2 separate regions of the Homo sapiens genome follow, and region 2 is linked to region 1. Evidence: chromatin loops called from intact Hi-C (ENCODE). Cell type or tissue: K562. All regions are shown on one strand. Region 1 holds the start of LOC105375493 (a long non-coding RNA gene). Region 2 overlaps SND1 (staphylococcal nuclease and tudor domain containing 1).

Region 1 (2,500 bases):
GCTCTCTGTGAAAGAGAGCCAGAGACTGGAACCTGGGGCCGCTATGAGTGCTGCAGCTCATTTCCTGCCTCCCTGGGGTGGGCTCCGTCAGGTGACCCTGGGGCTCAGCACAGGTTGACCTGCCCTCTGCCAACCCTCTCACATCTCCCCCTTAAGTGGGGCCCTGAGGGAATCAGTATCTCTGCGCTCTCCCGCAGCCCAGCCCTGGGCCTCCTATCCCTCTGTGAGCCCATCCCTGGCAGTCTTAATTAACTTCCAGAGACACAGAGACACGCAATAGCCTTGGGTGACGGGAGCTATAAAATTGCATAGTCTGATTAAAAATAATAATGAGAATACCTACTGCCCATTAGCCTGTGCCTGAGCCCTTAACAAGGGTTAGTTAATTAATCAGCCGGCTTGCAGCCTGAGGAGCGGCAAAGGTTACTGGTGCTCTTTTAGAAGAGGGGCCAGAGGTCAGTGACAAGGGGCTGGTGCTGCGAGGAAGGGCTTTCCGTGACCTACTCTGGCCTTTCATAGCTGCTGGGTCACCAGAAGAGAGAAATAAGCCCTCTAAGCTGGCCATCGCTGTCTGTGTGACTTCGAGAGGTAGCTCCCCCTTCCTGGCCTCAGTTTCCTCATCAGTAAAATGCAGAGATTGGAATGACTGTTCTCCAGGGCTTCTTCCAGCCCCGATGTTGGGGACAACCCAGGTGGCTAGAGAGCCACATCTACTGCATCTGCCGCCACCTCCTTAGAAAGCAGGGCAGGTCCGGGATCTTCTTCAAGAATAGGAGGGTCAGCCCCTGACCCTGACCTTGGCCCTGCCCCGCAGTGAGACCCTGGGTGGGTAAACACGCCAGGCCACCTCTGCCCCTTGATGGCCTTGTTTGTTTGTTTCTTAAATTGTGGTACAAGATATGTAATGTAAAATGTGCCATCTCAACCACTTCCAAGCGTGCAGTTCCCGTGGCATTAAGTAATTCATGTTGTGCAACCATCACCACCCTCCACCTCCACAACTGTTTTTCATCTTGCAAAACTGAAACTCTACACCTGTTAAACACTACGTCCCCGTTCCTCTCCAGACCCCGGCCCCTGGCAAGCACAATTCTACTTTCCTTGTCTGTGAATTTCACTAATCTAAGCACCTCATCTGAGTGGAATCCCACAGTGTTTGTTCTTTTGTGACCAGCTTATTTCACTTAGCACACTGTCCTCAAGGTTCACACACGTTGTTGTAAATTTGGGATTTTCCTACCTTCTAGGGAGTCCAGCCTGGGAGCCGGCCGGGGGGTGGGGGGGGCATTGGGGGGGACGGGGTGTGGGGGAGAAGGGCAGACAGACCCTGTGGTTCATTCTTACCCAGGGGCTGTCAGGCCTCATGCCAGGGCCTCCCGGAAGATCCAGGATAAAGGGGCACAGCCTCCAGGCATGTCGGTTTTACTCACTGGTAAATAGTGTCAAACATTACACATTAAAATCAACATGAATACATTACCGAGCAGAAGGCAGCGTGCACATGAATTTAAAAACTGGGACTTGAAAGAATTCTGTGCTTGTGGCGAATTTTCTTCTTTGAACCCTGGGGGAATTGGATGGGAAGCTGAAGGAAGTACAGCCCATGAGCCCCAGCCTGCCCTGGAATCTGGTTTGTTTTGGCCTGAAGTGTGCAGGGCAGGGCAGGTTAGGAGAGACGGGGCAGCCAGGGCGGCTGGGACTCCCACCTCCCCCAACTATAATTTATGCCTTAGAAGCCTAAGGGGTCACGATCATTGTGAACCTAGTGGGTGCTCTAAGCCCCATGGCTGCCAATCAGGGTTGCACCTCCTTAAGCCAAAGGGCCCAGGGCTGGGGATTGCCAGTAGCGCGGTCATGCCTCACCGTACCAGCGGCTTCATGGTGGAAGCAGGAAGCGTGGAGAGGCGGAGGTGGGAGCAGCCAGCTTAAGCCTCCGGCTGCCTGTGCTCTCCACTATTTCCTCCCTGAGCTAGGAGAAGTTGCCAAAGGCAGTTGCCTCCCCAGGGCCACCCCACACTCTGGCGTCTGGGGGAGCCGCCAGGAAGTGCCAGAATCCACCGCCAAAGCCCTCTCCTCTGCAGCCAGAAACGCTGCACAATAATTTGGCCTGAGAGATGAGCACCGGAAAGTTGCCATTTAATTTAATTTATTCCAATTTAACTTTAATTTCAGTGAGTCCACATTTGCTCCCCAAGCTATCTTTTCGCTCCCGAGGTTGTTAAATTATTGTAGCTCGTGAAGAAAGGGAAGATGGAAAATGGTAAGAGCCTCAAGGAGCCAGCCCAGCCCTGAGGCCCCCGTGTGTCCTGTATGTTCCCTCGGGGACTCTCAAGGCCAGATTTACTGGGGGAGGGGGGCTGGGCACGGCCACCTCTGATGCACCCAGAGCCCTCATCACCCACCCCAGAGTGAAAAGGGTATAATATTAACAATTAACCTAGCATCTGCTATGTGCCAAGATGCCTTACCTTGGTAGCAGGCGTTATTCCTATCTCTCAGA
Region 2 (2,500 bases), 78 kb after region 1:
AGCCCTCTTAGCAAAGGATGCCACCCAGAGGGCTGGAGCATGGCTTAGAACTCTATTCTGGGGGCAGCCACTGGGTGGGGTGGGGAGGAGGCACAGCCAGGGTCCATGGAAAACTGTTCTGGAAAAGAGGGAACAGGCAGCCCAGCACAGTTGTGAAGTCAAGAAACAGAAAGTTGGCGTTTTCAGGTTCTTAACTGGTTCTGATCCAAATATCTGGCCTGATAACTACTCCAATTCTTTACAAGAGCTCCTTTTGCTTTTTTCTCCCATCAGCTCGTATCTGCCTCTAGTTTCCACGCTATCTATGTGCAAGCTTCTCAATTCATAGCCATAAATCTGATACAAAGCTTGGAGAAGGCATCAGACAGACCCTGTAATCTGTGCTAATCCTAAAATCAGGAGCTAAACCCAGGACACAAATGGATTTGCAAAAATAAGGATTTTAGAAACTCAGATGGCATTAGCAGGCCTCAGAGATAAATGTACACAACTGAACACGATCCATCAGTACAGAAACAGATATAGTATGTTCCTTCTACTCCATATGAACTATCTGGAAAAATAAAGTACTGAATGGGAAAAGGCTGTTACACCTCCAGGGATGAGAGCAAAACCATTTCAAAAATGGCTTAAACTTGAAGATTCTCTTAAATTGTTTAGGAGTAGGAATGAGAAGACGGATAAAAGGTGTGTGTGTGTGTCTGTGTGTGTGGCGGGGGTGGGGGGGGAGATGGGAGGGGGGAAGAAGATGAGCTCCTTTTTTATTTTAAACACTTTTTGATTTTTTTCTTTATTGTAAAAACAATGATTTCAGCAAGGTAAGAGCAAGGAAGAAAAAATTTTCAAAATAAGTGTGTTGTACACGTATGGGACCCATACAGGAAATTCTGTGGTAAACAGTTTTCAAGCCACTGGTTTCAGATTTTCTGCTCATCTTACCTATCCCATGGGACAAAGGTCTCTGGAAATCAGGCAGGGCTGCATTTGCCTACAAAGCCTGATTCTTTAGGAGTCTGCCTGTCCCTTTGTGGATGCGGCCTGAATAAATCTTTCTGTGCTACAAGTCAGGGCTGCAAAGCTCCTTGACCACACCGAGTGGAGAAGTGATAACACACAAACCACAAGTGCCATTGGCCCAAGTGTGGCGACAGGACACTTTAGATAGGAGGTGGGTCTGGAGAAAACTCTCGTTCAGCCAAATGGAAACATTTTGTTGCGTTTTCTTCTCCTCCACATACCCAGATGTGAAAGCAATGAGTCTTGGGTAAAGTCCTTGGCTGGGGCCACATCTTTATTCCCACTCTGCTACCTTCTGTCCCCAGACACAGCCTCTCTCAGGCCCACAACCCTTCTCTCCGCACTATTCCTCTTCTAAAGGCTTCTAAAATAAAATGGAAGAAAAATATTTGTTTGGTTACATTGTCTTATTTAATAGACACTCTAAGTGTTGCAACGTTTATTACGTGTGTGTGTGTGTGTGTGTGTGTGTATATGTGTATATATATACACACATATATACATATATAAAGATACACAATATTGTATCTTTACATATTGTGTATTTATACACAATATATAAATACATATATAAAGATATATTATCTGAAAAGGGGCAGAAATAAGAATCCTGCTCCTGAACATCTGGTAGCTGCAAGGTAACATTCTTTATCAAATTGAGACCAAGAGGTGTTCCTGCCTGATAGGAGACCAGGCCTGTCAGCACCACCATTCATATATTTCAGATATATAAATTTATATATATATATAAAAATTTATTTTTTGAGATGGAGTCTCCCTCTGTCACCCAGCTAGATGCAGTGGCACAATCTCGGCTCACTGCAGCCTCTGCCTCTGGGGTTCAAGTGATTCTCCCACCTCAGCCTCCCAAGTAGCTGGGATTACAGGTGCATGCCACTACACCTGGCTAATTTTTGTATTTTTAGTAGAAATGGGGTTTTACCATGTTGGCCAAGCTGGTCTCGAACTCCTGACCTCAAGTGATCTGCCTGCCTTGGCCTTATTACATGTATATTATTTATGATGGACTAAATTCAAAATAATTAGGGCAAACAAGATACAAGGAGGGTTTTAATTTGGCAAAGATGAGGCTGGTATTAAAAAAACCCAGCATCACTGAAATATGAGAGGGGAGAGAGACCTGGTGTAACCTCTGAGATGGGCACCTGATTAAACATACTTCAGCCACCCTCTTTGGCTTTTCTCACAAAGAGATGTGGCCTAAGATGGAGCTGTTCAGGGGGTAGAAGACTAAGCCCAGCCTGCCATTCACGTGCCAGTGATGCTGTCTTCTAGGCTCTCATGTATGCGTGAGCCCTTAGAAAGTTCTTCATTACCCACTTAATTCTTTTCCTTCACAGAAAAGAGTACTTAATGAGAATGGTCTTGTTCACCTAAGCAAGTGAGTCAAGGTTATGTGGTTAGAAAACTCATTAATAACAAATAACATCTTAAAAGAGACAGATTCAGATAGCAGCTGGCA

The links. Peaks named below come from ENCODE experiments on the same cell type or tissue, not always from the same donor. Only the 100,000 strongest peaks of a DNase experiment are listed, where the experiment ranks them.
Region 2: it touches region 1 in a loop (2.2-fold over the local background); 12 of 110 quality-filtered maps call a loop at or near these places.

The regions. Positions count from the first base shown.
Region 1 is chr7:128,121,289-128,123,788 of GRCh38, reverse strand. It overlaps LOC105375493 (a long non-coding RNA gene), which reads right to left and starts at 1,904. Exons shown (of 3, transcript XR_927944.3): 1 at 1,869-1,904; 2 at 1,481-1,564. In K562, no CTCF peak of the experiment used is centred here; no DNase peak of the experiment used is centred here; H3K4me3 peaks cover 270 bases; H3K27me3 peaks cover 2,117 bases.
Region 2 is chr7:128,042,853-128,045,352 of GRCh38, reverse strand. All of the region lies in intron 16 of SND1 (staphylococcal nuclease and tudor domain containing 1), which reads right to left. Among named protein-coding and RNA genes, the nearest start is that of LRRC4, 13 kb to the right of the region's middle. In K562, no CTCF peak of the experiment used is centred here; a DNase peak (open chromatin) is centred at 1,132.